Linked DNA regions of Homo sapiens: regions 1, 2, 4 and 5 are each linked to region 3. The links are chromatin contacts, found by Hi-C or POLR2A ChIA-PET in ENCODE. All regions are on one chromosome and are shown on one strand. The core of a region is the stretch at or near the end of the contact, and the rest is flanking DNA. Distances in the headings are between cores, read along the strand shown. Region 1 holds the start of DUSP16 (dual specificity phosphatase 16). Region 2 holds the start of GPR19 (G protein-coupled receptor 19). Region 3 holds the start of H4C16 (H4 histone 16). Region 4 holds the start of BORCS5 (BLOC-1 related complex subunit 5). Region 5 has its middle 46 kb from the start of BCL2L14.

Evidence for each region. A loop is a pair of places that touch in the nucleus more often than their neighbours do. ChIA-PET counts read pairs that join two places held with the same protein, here RNA polymerase II (POLR2A). Pooled maps may share reads with other maps.
Region 1: a map of CD4-positive, alpha-beta memory T cell shows a loop between it and region 3 (15-fold over the local background). The contact joins the promoter of DUSP16 here to the promoter of H4C16 in region 3. A Hi-C loop is called at or near these places in 2 of 168 maps with a recorded cell type or tissue (CD4-positive, alpha-beta memory T cell and naive thymus-derived CD4-positive, alpha-beta T cell), 3 of 37 single-sample maps with no recorded cell type and 9 of 50 pooled maps.
Region 2: a loop to region 3 is called in a map with no recorded cell type, with 21 times the contacts of the local background. The contact joins the promoter of GPR19 here to the promoter of H4C16 in region 3. A Hi-C loop is called at or near these places in 1 of 37 single-sample maps with no recorded cell type and 6 of 50 pooled maps. POLR2A ChIA-PET finds 5 or more read pairs at or near these places in 2 of 52 experiments (CD4-positive, alpha-beta T cell and naive thymus-derived CD8-positive, alpha-beta T cell).
Region 4: a loop to region 3 is called in a map of naive thymus-derived CD4-positive, alpha-beta T cell, with 10 times the contacts of the local background. The contact joins the promoter of BORCS5 here to the promoter of H4C16 in region 3. A Hi-C loop is called at or near these places in 3 of 168 maps with a recorded cell type or tissue (CD4-positive, alpha-beta memory T cell and naive thymus-derived CD4-positive, alpha-beta T cell) and 11 of 50 pooled maps. POLR2A ChIA-PET finds 5 or more read pairs at or near these places in 2 of 52 experiments (CD4-positive, alpha-beta T cell and activated CD4-positive, alpha-beta memory T cell).
Region 5: a loop to region 3 is called in a pooled map, with 9 times the contacts of the local background. The contact joins the enhancer-like site here to the promoter of H4C16 in region 3. A Hi-C loop is called at or near these places in 1 of 37 single-sample maps with no recorded cell type and 2 of 50 pooled maps. POLR2A ChIA-PET finds 5 or more read pairs at or near these places in 1 of 52 experiments (T-cell).

Annotation. Positions count from the first base shown.
Region 1 is chr12:12,561,613-12,564,312 of GRCh38, forward strand. DUSP16 (dual specificity phosphatase 16) reads right to left here and starts at 1,251. Exons shown (of 7, transcript NM_030640.3): 1 at 505-1,251. RefSeq lists silencers at 151-350, 371-490, 521-600, 1,051-1,560.
Region 2 is chr12:12,694,733-12,697,432 of GRCh38, forward strand. It overlaps GPR19 (G protein-coupled receptor 19), which reads right to left and starts at 1,451. Exons shown (of 4, transcript NM_006143.3): 1 at 1,333-1,451; 2 at 727-779. RefSeq lists enhancers at 1,199-1,358, 1,539-1,618.
Region 3 is chr12:14,769,826-14,772,525 of GRCh38, forward strand. H4C16 (H4 histone 16) reads right to left here and starts at 1,306. Exons shown (of 1, transcript NM_175054.2): 1 at 895-1,306. The coding sequence starts at 1,259. The coding sequence ends at 948. LOC105369669 reads right to left here and starts at 832. Exons shown (of 3, transcript XM_047429947.1): 1 at 75-832. The coding sequence starts at 328. RefSeq lists enhancers at 1-527, 528-1,124, 789-1,118.
Region 4 is chr12:12,355,749-12,358,448 of GRCh38, forward strand. It overlaps BORCS5 (BLOC-1 related complex subunit 5), which reads left to right and starts at 1,330. Exons shown (of 4, transcript NM_058169.6): 1 at 1,330-1,761. The coding sequence starts at 1,704. LOH12CR2 (loss of heterozygosity on chromosome 12, region 2) reads right to left here and starts at 1,319. Exons shown (of 2, transcript NR_024061.1): 1 at 1,180-1,319; 2 at 1-1,057. RefSeq lists enhancers at 1,115-1,793, 2,680-2,700 and a silencer at 1,660-1,739.
Region 5 is chr12:12,023,858-12,026,557 of GRCh38, forward strand. No RefSeq gene overlaps it. Among named protein-coding and RNA genes, the nearest start is that of BCL2L14, 46 kb to the right of the region's middle. RefSeq lists an enhancer at 206-255. Within about 2 kb of position 1,439, at least 7 of the 41 ENCODE cell types and tissues checked have a DNase peak (open chromatin) inside an H3K27ac peak, as active enhancers do.

The DNA of each region.
Region 1 (2,700 bases), core at 1-2,500, 2.2 Mb before region 3:
CCGTCACCACCCAGGTGGCCTCGCTGCTTACACCAAAGGCGAACTGGGGATAATGGGAACAGTCAGGCCAGGGCCCCACTTGGCAGGCGTGTTGTGTAACAGTCGCGCCTGGAAGTGAGCAGCTTCGCCCGCAAAGGTGCCGCGTCCCGCGGCGGCCGCTCCTCTCGGCGGGGCCCGGTCCAAGCGCCGCGCAGCGGCCGGGAGCGCACCCACTGCGACCCCGCGCCCGGCCGCACGCCCCCTTCCCGCTCCGGCCAGCCTCCGGCCAGGCCTACACCCCCGCTTCAAACGCTCCTGCGGCCCCCGGCCGCGGTCGCCCCCACGCCGCCTCCCGAAAGGGTGGCCGGTACGCCCGGGAAGGCAGAGACGGCGGGGCTGGAGCGCGGCGCCCGGCACCGGGAGTCGGGGCGCGCTGCGGAGCGTCCATGCGGCCGGGCGGGAGGGCGCCCCGGGCCCCGCACCCTCCCGCCCGCACACCCCGCGCGGCCCGCCAAGGCCACTTACTTTTGGGGCCGCCGACCTCCCAATTCCCTCAGAGGGAAACGAAAGTTGTCACGGCGTCTCCCCTCGGGCCCCCCTCGCCTCCCGGACTTGCGAGGCGCCGCCGCGGAGCCGAGAGGGCGGCTGCGCTCCCGCTCGCGTCCCGTCCCGTCGCTCTCCTCCTCCTCTTCTTTTCAGTATATTATCTTCTCCTTCTCTGAGGGGTGGGTTGGGGCGGGAGGCTTAGGAAGAGAGGAGACGCTCGCAACTTTTCTTCACTCTTTCTCTTCCACCCTCCCCCCCATCAGCCTTCAAAAAAAATGTCGAAAGAGATGAAGAACTTAGGGAGGTAAAGGTGGGGGGCCGCGTTGTGAAAGTGGGGGTTGGGGGGGAGAGAGAGGTGGTAATAATCGTTTAAAAACTGATTAAAGCCCCCCAAACACTGATACATAGAAAGAGGGGGAAAGGCGGGGGGGTGGGGTGGGGGGTTGGGGGAAAGAGAAAGAGTCGCTGGTCAGGAAACTTCAAGCGCGGATGAGGTCATTGGTTTAAAAATAAAGAGATGGCGTCACTTGAAACCAATCCCAGTGAATGAACTCAGCGGAGCCCCGGGGAAAGGAGGAGACAGGCGAGGGCAGGGCGGTGGGCGCCGGGCGGGGCCGCGCGCTCGCCCATCCCGCGGCCGCCCGAGCCCGGAGCGCGGCTCCGCGCCTCGTTCCGGCCGCTCGGGGAGGGGTCAGGTCATGTTCCCTTCCAGAGTCCGGCGACTCTGAGGCAGGTTCCGCGGGCGCCGCTGGGAGGAGCCGGAGCTGCCGGAGGAGGCGGCCCCGCGGCCTCCTCCCCCACCTCTCCCTCCTCCTCCTCCTCCTCCCGCGCCCGCGCGCCCGCCCCCTACCCCCGGGCTCGCGGCCCCGACCCCCGGGCCGGGGTGTCCGCCTCCAGTGCTGCGCCCCAACAGGTATCGGAGGGTTTTCTCCCTCACCCAGACGCAGAACCTTTCCCTCCTCCTTGAGCTGTTTCCAGCTGCCTCACCAACGTCAAAAAACGCAAACACTGATTTGAGAGAATTACACTCGCTCTGTAAAAAGTCTGGCGAATGCAAAAGGCAAGGCTCTGCCATCTCTCAGGAGAGAAGTTACAGGTACTTCAAGAAAAATCACACTACTGTTGTCAGGCATTCAGCTATCTATATGTTTATGGTTGAAAGCCCCCACATAAATGTTCCTACATTACTTTACTTTGCTTATATTTACAAATACAAGGATAAGCAGCCTACATTTTCTTTAAAAATGTTTTCTACAGGAGGCAGCGCAGAAACATCTTTAAATAAGACCAGGGGTTAACCGCCTCTTGAGAGGTACAAAACCCTTGTTGATTTAACTCCACATACCTCGTGCATTTTATTATTTGAATTCATTAAAATGTCTGTTTTGAGATGACATTATGCACTTTGGAAAACGAGAGACCTGAGGTGGTGACAAACCAGGACTTGGAATCACTGAATAGGACAATCGGAGCTTTATTCCAATGTTCTTTGAGCATTTGAGCATGAAGCTGCTTCTACTGAGAAGTACTCACGTGGATATCACATAACAAAGATGTGATTAATGACGGAAAAGCACCCTGCGAGTGGACTGCTCCATGAGCCAGAATTTATGTGTAGGAATAATCTAACTCTTCAAATATTCCATTTACAATGTGCCGGATTGGGACACTAGACCCTAAAGGCACTGTTTGCTGTGGGATATCCATGTGCACCCTGCCTAAAGCACGTTTTTCCACTAGCAAAAGAACTGATAAGCAGGTTTGGGTGGGTTCGAAAGATAATACACCCCTGTTACTACTTTTCTGCCTTTAAGTCCTGCAACTAAAGGCATTCCTTATGATTGGTAATCATTGAAGGTTAGTGTTGCGGGGTATGGCCCTGGGAACTTCTGGCCCATCTTTTATAGGAGGGAAAAAAAAAGCCCATTTGAAGATGGGAGGCACCCTAGCACCTCTGGCAGTAGTAGGTAAAGCCTGAAGGCCACAGATGGAGAAGCAACTTTGAGCCTGTGCCTCTGGCCTCTTGAAGACTTTGCTAGGGGAAGCAAATCTCTCCCACTGCTCCCTGTCCTCTGGTGGCCAGGAGGTGTTACTGCAGCTTCCTTGGGATTATTTGTGCTCTACCAGGAAACCCCTAAAAATCTAACTGTAGACCTTTGTTGGAGGTGTTGGGAT
Region 2 (2,700 bases), core at 201-2,700, 2.1 Mb before region 3:
GCCCAGGTCTGATTCCCAATTGTACACACTTTATATGACATCATATCGAGATGTCATGCCTCTCAGAGCTGGATGATCCCACTCCCTAAAACAAGACACCCAGGCTTCAACCCTGAAATCCTATTCCATTGCCTCCATGGATTTTTCCTGCAGCATTTTCCTATGCACTTCACACATACAGCGCAGCTGCCAGGATATACTTTAGGCTGCCAAAATGAAATGAAGTCACTTTCTTGGTAAGTGATTACCATGCCTGGCTCTTTACTGAAGTACTTCCATTCTATATATTCACACTGGGATCCTTCTCCATCACTGCTAGCTTCAATCCTGTGGCTTTCCATATTTAGTTTTTCTTACAGATGAAGTGATACTCTTTACCTATCAGCCATTCCTTTGTTGGAGTAAAATTACGTATTCCATCAGCATTCTTCTGCCTTGTACTCCAGATAGTATACAAAGAATCAAATTATAGTAGCTAAGTGGCATAGAATTGCTGCCGATATCAAGATGGACTCTAATATCTAGTGAACTGGGAGGCTAGAGGCTAGAAGTATGTACTTCTGTAAGGTGTCAGTGACACATCTGAGTAATGTGGTAGCTAAATGCCACCATTTCATTCCATGAAATCCACATTTCATTCTGGCTAAAGGGTAAAGCTGGTGAGAGGTGGGAGGGGCCAGGAGGCTCCATCGGAAGGAGGCAGACACTTCAGGTGTTGGGTGGTACCTTTAAGATGTTGCGGGGCCAAATCCAATGCCGGTGCAGGTGTCCCATATATCCTGAGAGACAAAAAGAGGTCAGATTGGTCAGATCCCTCGAGACAGTTCCCAAATTCCTGACTTCTGTTACCGCGACTGTTCTTCGCAATTCCACCTCGGCCTGTGTTCAGGACTGTGGCTTTTAGAATCTTCCTCATTCCATTCCATTAGGGGCGTCCCGATTTCCACCTTATATACACCATGTACTAAATGCATGCCATTTCTGCCTGTTTACAAACATGCATAAGTTCACACTCTTTTAAGAAAAATGTCCTCTACTGTCAACTTCTTTCTAGTCTGGCCTCCCAGGTAGGCTACAGAGCTACTGCCTTCATTTATCTCTCAAATCTTCCCATCTTCTCCTTCCCACTGTATTACCTTAGCTCACACTCACATCCTCTTGGTCACCAGCCAAAAAATAAATAAAACTCCTTTGTCCCTTCAGATTTCTCTCTTATTCTACAACCTCATTAATCGGCTCTCCCGCTCCCACTCCTTTACTACTTCAGTCGCTGAAACCTCCCCTCACAGAGTTCACGGCCAATATAAAAACGGAAAGAAGGGATGACCATACGAGCTTGTGGACTTTTGCCTGCAAAATCTCATAGAATGTGGTGTTGTGTACGTGAATCCATCAGATCAACGCGACGGACACTCCCCAAGGGCCAAATCGGACCGCCTCTCACTAGGCGGAAAGTTTTGAAACTTTTGCGCGCTAAAAATGATGAGCCAGACGCATGCGCAAACGTGCACTCCCGGGGTGGCGCTTCTCCTCAGGCAGATCTCGCGTGGTTTGGTGATGGCCGGCTAGTATGAAGGTTTTCCGTGGCGTTGAGATCCCACCCGCCCTTTTTTTTTTTTTTTTTTTTTTTTTTTTTTTTTTTTGCTGCCCCAGTGGATTAGGATTAGTGCTGCAGTCAAATGAAAAAGATCAAGACAAAAAATTAGGCTAATATAACTAGCCGACAGGCTAGCGGCATTTCTCTGGGGCCGAGGAATTCCACGAAGAAGATCTCTGCGAGGCCCAGAAGGCCGCACAACTACTTCTTCAGAAACAAAATTTTTTAAAAAAGTAAAAATAGAGGAAGTCAGCCAGTTTATCACCTTGGAACCAGCGTTTTGTTTGGCTTTTCCGCTTTTCACTCTACGAAAAAGCCCATTGGCGGCTACCCAGGTTACCGTCCTGTTGCCATTGCGCCTGCGCGGCGGTTTGTTTACCAGTCCAGGCGAAGCGCTGTGTCGCGGTTCTCGCCGCCCCGAGCGCCTTGGTTTGCTCCCTTGACGTGTAATTCGTAATGAAAGTCATGTTTTCATTTGGGAACACGGATCGGAGGTTTAAAACTGGACAGTTTAAGTGTCAACTTCAGACCAAAGAAAATAATGGTAGGGAAAACACTGGACACTCAGAAATCGGTGCCGCGTCAGAGCTGTCACGGAAGATGTTTCTAATGAACCTGAGGAAAACAATAGCACCACCCTAACCAGAACTAAAAAGTGGCAAGCAGCCACAGTTAATGAAACTCATAGGTGGCATTTAGTTACTTATTTAGAATGTAGGCCTAGTTATGGTAAAAATGCAAATAAGACCAAACCTAAGGTCCTCTTGCTCGAGCAAACCTCAAGCAAAACCTACATGATTTAAGACTGACTCTTGAAGCGAAGTAAAAAAAAAAAAAAAAAAAAAAAAGCAGCCATGCAAAATTTGAAACTTGGAGACGACTCTAGAAGCATTAACCCAAGAAAGCACAAGCCAACAAACAAATTTTTGAAATGGTTTGAAGAGCTCTTCAAAGTCAGTTTCAGGTGGCTTAGAAGAGGATGTTGCTTATAAAATGAGATCTGATGGAAACTTGTTTTACAGATATGACTGGATTCGTTTGAAAACAAAAAAAAAGGCAGGCAAAGTGACTTTTTAAAAAGTATTTTTATGGAAGGATTTCTA
Region 3 (2,700 bases), core at 56-2,555:
AACCCGCCACCCGTTTCCCTTCTAGACCCCCAGGCTGCTCTGAACAGGGCCTTTACTCGGAAGCCAGGGCTTACCTCCCGGCTGCGATAGGGTTATTTGTGATGGGCATGACACTGCTCGGAGCGGGGGATTCCCGGCAACTTGGCGACCTGCAGGTGATCTGGCCTTTCATGCCGGCGTGACCCCCACTGCCTGCCTGCCAACTCCACGCCCGCCGCCAGGTGGCCGAGCAGGACGCTACCCGCTTGGCGTAGGCAACTTTACGCAGCTGGCTAAGAGGGAATCGCAGGGTGTCGCGAGTTTCGCCCGGCCGCCTTAATCTCAGCATCTGAGCTTGGTCACCTCTCACTCAACGTCAGCGATTAAGTAAAATAGTACCCAGTAAGACTACGCGCCACACTAGAGCTGCATTCAGCTTTCGGGCTTGCAGGTAGCGGCGTGCTGCGACCTCCCATTTCCTGCGACTTAGCAAGCCCTGCACACGCACGAACCGCCCTTGACGCGTGACGCTCACCCCTGAAGGCCAGCAGGAAGTCACCTAAGCCCTGATTTACATGGAAGCCATCCGATACGTGCTTATGGGCCAACGACTCGGCCGCTTAGAAGACCATGACCAGTTCTAACACTAGGGCTTTGTACAAGCACTCTTCTAAACAAAATCCGGTGTCTGGATTTTGGGAGGTCACTACTGCGTTGCGCGGCACCTCCAGGGTCGTACCTAAGCACAGGCGGAACCCCCTCCTTGAGGTCTAGTTCTCCCCGTGCCCGCCAAGTCTAATCCCGAGCAGATGCTCGGGCCGCGAATATCCCATTTCCGGTATCCGGAAGGCGACATCAAAGGGTTGATATTTACCCGTTATCTAGGAAGTGTTAACAGCTCTTTCTGTGACAGTTTGGGGGCCCTGAAAAGGGCCTTTTGGAGTCTGTAGAGAAGCTGTGGGGACAGCTCAACCGCCGAAACCATAAAGGGTGCGACCCTGGCGTTTCAGCGCGTACACCACATCCATGGCCGTGACGGTCTTGCGCTTGGCGTGCTCCGTGTAAGTCACCGCGTCACGGATCACGTTCTCCAGGAAGACTTTGAGGACTCCCCGGGTCTCCTCGTAGATGAGACCAGAAATGCGCTTGACGCCCCCACGTCGGGCGAGACGGCGAATCGCCGGCTTTGTAATGCCTTGGATATTGTCCCGCAGCACCTTCCGGTGGCGCTTGGCGCCTCCCTTACCCAGCCCCTTGCCACCTTTACCTCGCCCAGACATTCTGAAATCACAGCGCCTACTCAGCAGAAAATCGGGCTGCCCACTGTGATTGCCAGTCGCAGACCAGGGCTTATAGTCTCTCGATGCGGACCTGTTTGAAAACATCAAAAAAGTGGGCGGAGCTCTAGGCCCCACCTCTGGAGACATGCTATAGTTGTTAAGTCCAGGAAGCAGTCAGCGAAACCAGCCTGATTTTTTTGTTGTTTGCTCTTTTGGGAAAATTTTTTCTGATGTTTGGAGAAAGGTTCATGGTGATACGTTTTAAAGTTAAAACAGTATGAGCTAAAAGAATTTATATTGCCTTTTCTCAGCGCTTAAATAAAAGTAGGCCAGATCCTATGCACGTTCCTTGTTCTGTCCCTCCCTCCTTCTGTTTTTTCAAACGGAATTCCTGACTTACTATGAAACTCTATAAAAACCTGAAAAGCTTTACATCCGAGATTTCAAAGCAATTACTTAAAATTTAAAATTTTTCACACGTGGGTCTTCTGAAGACATAGTAGGGGGAGAGGACTTTTTTCTCTTTTACGGCCCTGCAGATAATTAAAATTCTTTCAATTGAAAAAAGAAAGTGCAGCTTCCCGTCCCCCACCTACACTCCACCCCCACCTCCCCCCGACCCCCGCCATTCCCCTTTCAGCTGCTTCTGCGCAATTTGCAGGTTTTCCTGCCCTGCAAGAGCCTGTGTGCTTTTCAACCAAGTAACTTCCTGTGGTTATTTAGTTGAAATATTGTCAATGTCTTATGTCATTCAAATCTCAGGTTCTCATCTCACATTTTCCACTTAAAAATTCAAAGTTCTTGTAAAACAATGGATGCCACAATCATGACTTGGAATAATGATTTCTACTGCAAATCCCCTCAGGAGGTTCTGAATCCCTTCCTTTCTCAAGAGAATCCCTGAACAAAAACGAAAGTTTCTGTAAGGTGTCACCGCTCTTCAAAGGTGTCAGGACCCTGTCTTCTCTAAAGGTTTTACTGTGTTAAAAAGCAGCTGTTATTTAGAGGATGAGTCATAAGTCTTTCCCAGGTAGTTAATTAGGATTCTGAGCAATGAATTTTAGTAAGTGGGGCTTCTTTGTCCCTGGTCTTGAAGATAAGCCTTTACAGCAGGAAGACTTTATGGTAAAATTTTGTTATATTTATAAATGCCTATAGTTTACATTTGTTTCAATCCATGCCCATCTTCATAACCCAAAAGGTATTTATTTTTCTTTTACTTTTTGTTAAAGATAAAAGAGTTGGAACACTGTCTTGAATGGCTGGAAAAAGTCCTGAATGGTCGAACTTCACTCATGATTTTAATATTTGACTCAGAGGGAAGAGGAAAAGTCTATCAGATCTTGAAGAGATAAGAATTATTGTAATGGGGCCGGGCGCGGTGGCTCACGCCTGTAATCCCAGCGCTCTGGGAGGCCGAGGAGGGCGGATTACGAGGTCA
Region 4 (2,700 bases), core at 80-2,579, 2.4 Mb before region 3:
CTATCTTCATATTCCCAGAGAACACTGTACTTAGATTCATTTGCATTTTTCTCATTGTATTGCAATGGTGAGCAGAGGAAAGAGCATCAGATAGTCCTAAATAGTTCGACCACTGACCACCTGCTGACCATGGAGGAGTCACCTACTTACAGGCTGCAGGGTTGTTGTGAAAATTAAATAAGGTAAAATAGGGGAAATTATTGTGATATAGTAGAGTGGAAGGGACTTAAAAATCATTTAGTCAACTTGACACTTCTTCTGAGACTTTTTTTTTTTTTTTTTTTTTTGAGACGGAGTCTCGCTCTGTCGCCCAGGCTGGAGTGCAGTGGCGCGATCTCGGCTCACTGCAAGCTCTGCCTCCCGGGTTCACACCATTCTCCTGTCTCAGCCTCCCGAGTAGCTGGGACTACAGGCGCCCACCATCATGCCCGGCTAATTTTTTGTATTTTTTAGTAGAGACGGGGTTTCACCATGTTAGCCAGGATGGTCTTGATCTCCTGACATCGTGATCTACTCGCCTCAGCCTCCCAAAGTGCTGGGATTACAGGCGTGAGCCACCCCGCCTGGCCAGAGACTACATTTTATACATATAAAATCTCAAGGCATTTACTTGAAATTTCTTGACGCAGACAATGTAATATAAAATGAGTTGCAAAGTTCGGAGAACGCTAGAGCCAGCTAACTCCTTGATGGCATTGCATTGCTAGGTCTACTTTCTTGCCCTAGCAAAAATGGCAGTTTCCTTTCTGGATTACTCCCTCCTCACCTTCTGTTAGTTTCAGAGTGACTTGTTGATAACTGCCAAGGTCCCCAGAAAGCGCCTAGCCAAAAAGGTTCTTCACTTCTCTTTAAAGATGTGCACTCCCTAATACATGAAACAGCATTTTCTATTTCTTAATTTTTCTCTCATTTCCAGCTGCTGCTTTCACCGTCTTCTGGTATTTTTTTGTTTGGTCGTCCACTGCTAAACTCCCAGCTCTTCAGAATTCAAAATGAGCTTTGCATCCAAGCTGTTGTGGGTTCGAATCCTGGGTCTATCTAGCGTTTCTTTCTCCATCTGTAAAACAGGGTTAAAAATACCTATTTTGTAAAGTTGTTCTCACATGTGGGTATTGAAGAGCTTAATAGTGTGGGTGGTGTTTTAAAGGTGACGCATCCTTACAACAGGAAAGGGCTTACCCTCTTCCGCAGTTCTGGCTTCGAGGAGGTCAAGCCCTTTAAGGTGGCATCGCCCTAAGTCGCAGGAGCGGGTCTCTCCGCCCCTCCCTCGGGCCGGGGGGCGGGGCCTCCTAATCCGGAACTGAAGGTCTTGCGTAGCCGGCACCGCCCATCTGCGTCCCGGAAGGAGCGAGCTTGCGGAGCGTGAACCAGTGAGTGAAAGCGGCGCCGCCCGCCGGCCGCAGGTGCGGCAAAGCCAGTGTCATCTGCCGGTTCTCTTAGGGCTCCCGGAAAGAAGGAGGGCTAGCCGCGTGCGTTCGCGCCGCGCCTCCTTGCGTTTCTGTTCCCCAAATAGGGCCTCTCCTTCTCCCGCCGCCCAGGCCCCTGCGTGGGCTGGACGCGTCAGCCCCACACATTAGCCTCGCTGCGGCGCCCAGACTCTGCTTTGCCTCCCCGTCCCGGTCCCTGGCCCCTGCCCTGTCGCCCGCCGCCGGAGCGGTGACCGCCCGGCCCGCCGTTCTTCTGCTGCCACCGCTGTCGGCACCATGGGCAGTGAGCAGAGCTCCGAGGCCGAGAGCCGACCCAACGATCTGAACTCCTCAGGTCGGTGTCCTAACCTCCCACCCTCCTCCAGCCCGCCCTGTCCCCTTGCAGAGCGGGCTGCCTCCCAGACTAGGGTCAGGGACTGCGGACGGGAACGCACAGAAAAAGCCTTCACCGTGCTAGTAGGAAAAAAAAAAAGTCACCATCTGTCCTGGCCTCGATTCCCCTGATGGAAGTGCGTGTGACTGCAAGCTAAGCCAGCGTGGGCGCCAGTGCCCTTATTTATTTTCAAAACAGCCGTTTCTCCCAGCTACAGCCTCCTGTTTAAAAGACGAGCTAATTAATTTTTGGCTCTAGTGCTCATGGCTGATGTAGTGAGATTTGGCTCACACAGTGGATGGATTATAGGACCTCTAAGAACAGTCTGTTTCTTAAAAACGGGTGTTAGAGGTTCCTTTTCTGAAGGGATATGTGATAGGTGTCCACTTGCTTTGAACCCTTTAGTGCAAAGGTCTCCAGAAACAGCTTTTTCTTCTCAGAAGGTGTCTTGGTCCGTTTTCTAATCTTGTAGAGGTTGGCCAGACAGCAGGCACTGGTGTTTTCCATTGTTGTTCTCTGTCCATGATTTTTAGACTTCTCTAAGCGTTTGAGACAAGAATGGGAGGATTATTGTGTTTGCAATACAGTGAGTGTTCAATAAATAGATAAAGCAGCTGATGTTTAATTGAGGACCATTTGCTGCTTTTTTTGTTACCCACACGCTAGGACAGCTGGGAGTGCTTTGGTTAAGCTCCGGGGTTGCTAACGCAAATTGGTTAAATCTGGGGCCTAAAAAGAGTCGCCGATTTTAGAAGTTCTCTGTTCTTGATAGGAGCTGTAATTCAGAAATAGGCAAGCTAATAGATCTAAGGGTGTTTCACTTTAAGGTGTGACTTTCAAGACTAGTTCAGACCTACATTCTGGGGACTGGATTGGGGCAGCTTTGAATGGTGAGCAGCA
Region 5 (2,700 bases), core at 189-2,688, 2.7 Mb before region 3:
GGAATCGAAATGATGAAATGTAAAGTACCACAGAGAGGTTTCTAGAAAAGCATCCAGAGATGGAAATGGGGAAAAGAGAAAGATACAGCAGAAATAAATTGCATACGAGATTCTAGTGTGTGCTAGAAATGTAGGGAGGAAAGAGTGATGATAAAATTAAAAGAAAGAAGTGGATAGATCTTAGTGGCATGATTGAAATGGATAATGAAAGGGATCTTTATGAAACTGTTGCCAGGAGAAGGAAAGATATAGAAAGCGAAAAAAAGGCTGTAGGTTAATTCCAGTATGACAAGAATAACAAAGAAATGCATGAATTCTCAGCCAACAGCCCGTATCAAGAGACAAGCATGTTCTGGCTGTGTGTGAAGGGCACACCATGCCAGGGGCTCTCCCTGCCAACGCCTGCAGACTTTTGCTCCTCACCTGGACCTCACAGCGCACCTGTTTTCAATGACACATGGCGGAAAAGGGTCAAAAGATGAATAAGGCCAGGCGCAGTGGCTCACGCCTGTAATCCCAACACTTTGGGAGGCCAAGGCGAGTGAATCACTTGTGGCCAGAAGTTTGAGACCAGCCTGGCCAAAATAGCAAAACCCTGTCTCTGCTAAAGATACACAAAATTAGCCAGGTATCGTGGCACACACCTGTATAATACCAGCTACTGAGGCTGAGGCACGAGAATCACTTGAACCTGGGAGGCAGAGGTTGCAGTGAGCTGAGATCGCACCACTGCACTCCAGCCTGGGTGAAAGAAGTGAGACTCTGTCTCAAAAAAAAAAAAAAAAAGGATAAAATGATACTCATTTCTTCCTTGGTCCCATCGACAAACATTTATCAAGAGATGTCTACGTGCCAAGCACGGTGCTTGATACTGAGAAAATACAATAATTGATAAGCAACATAGATATTCTGACAAAAATGGAAGCAAAAAGGGGAGGAGGTCTAAAATATAGAATTTTCCAGATAAGACAGAGCAAAGTTCAAAGCCGTGAAAATGAGAGTCAATGTGAAATATGACAGAAATGGGGACACCAAGGTGGACACAAGATGACCGTATATTCTCCTCGAAGGGGAACAAGATAGGAAAGGAAAGTGGGAAACAAAAAGTGGAAGTAACGTCAAGAGCCCCTAATGGGGCTCTAATAGGCTCTAACCTGAGTCCTAGCCCTTACTCAGCTGGTTCCCAGATGATCTTGAGCAAAGTGCTTCTGTGCTCTGAGCCTCAGTTCCCTTAACTATAAAATAAACTAATGATGTCTGGTCTAACTTGTGGTTGTCACCACGACACAGTAAGGGGTATTGGTTGTGCCCTCCTGCCATAAACAACAATAAAACTGGACGAATTATATGAAACTGTTTTCAGGTGCAACGCTACAGATGGTGCAGGGATGTGATGCTTGAGAGAAGAAACACAAGAGGTGAAACCCACATTTACTCTGGCCTCCTGCCTGGGGCTTTCCAACCACAGCACGCGGAAGTGGAGCCCAAACTGAGGATGGAGGAAAGAGACCGAAGGTTAGGGCTGCTGCAGGGATTGAGTGTGTGGGACAGGGTACGAGAGAGGCAGGAGCTGCACAGAGCAGAAATCCAAAAATCTGCAGAGGAGACCACCTGAATCTAGTTGAAAACAAAACTGCACATGTACAGGGTAATGTTTTCACAAAGCCTAGTAGAGAATAGGTAGCAGGGGCAAGGTGCAGTAGCTCATGCCTGTAATCCCAGCATCTTAGGAGAGGCTGAGGCAAGAGGATCGCTTGAGCCCAGGAGTTCAAAACCAGCCTGGGCAATATAGCAAGACCTCATCTCTACAAAAAATTTTAAAAATTAGCTAGGTGTGGTGGCATGCACCTATAGTTCCAGCTACTTGGGAGGCTGTGGCAGGAGGATCCCTTGAGCCCAGGAGCTTCAGGCTACAGTGAGCTAAGATTGTGCTGCTGCACTCCAGCCTGGGTGACAGAGTGAGACCCTGTTTCTTAAAAAAAGAAAAAAAAGAGAGAGAGAGAGAGAATAGGTAGTAGGAGCTGTGCACTGAACAGAGATTCCAGAGGTCACATGGTGGGAAGAGACACTGTGTTCTCAGTGTCCATGGTGGAAAGAGCTTGATGAACAGCCTGGGCTTTCAACAGAGGCCCGGGAAAGGCCACACCTGTGGAGCTGGGCCACCCCAGCACTAGAGAGAGGCTGCACTGGACCCATCAAAACAAAGCCAAATTACAACACTCAATAATGGATCCAAGCGGATCCACCAATAAATTAACCACCTGCCAAAACAAATGCAATGATCCTTACAGGAAGATAATAAAACCATAATGTTTGACATGTAATAAAAAATTACTCAATGTGTAACAAGGAGGAAACAAGTAGTATAGAAAGCAGCCAATAGAAAGAATCCCAGAGGTGATACAGATGGAATTAGCAAAGAAAAACTTTAAAATGACTAAATATATTGAAGAATTTAAAGGGAAAAAGTGGACATAAGGAATGAAAAACAGTTACTCATTGGAAAATAGACATTATGAAAAGAAACAAGATGAAAATCATGGGACTCAAAAATCTACAATAACTGCCTGGGCACGGTGGCTCACACCTGTAATCCCAACACTTTGGGAGGCCCAGCCGGGCAGATCATTGAGGCCAGGAGTTCAAGACCAGCCTGGCCAACATGGTGAAACTGTGTCTCTACTGAAAATCAAGAAAAAA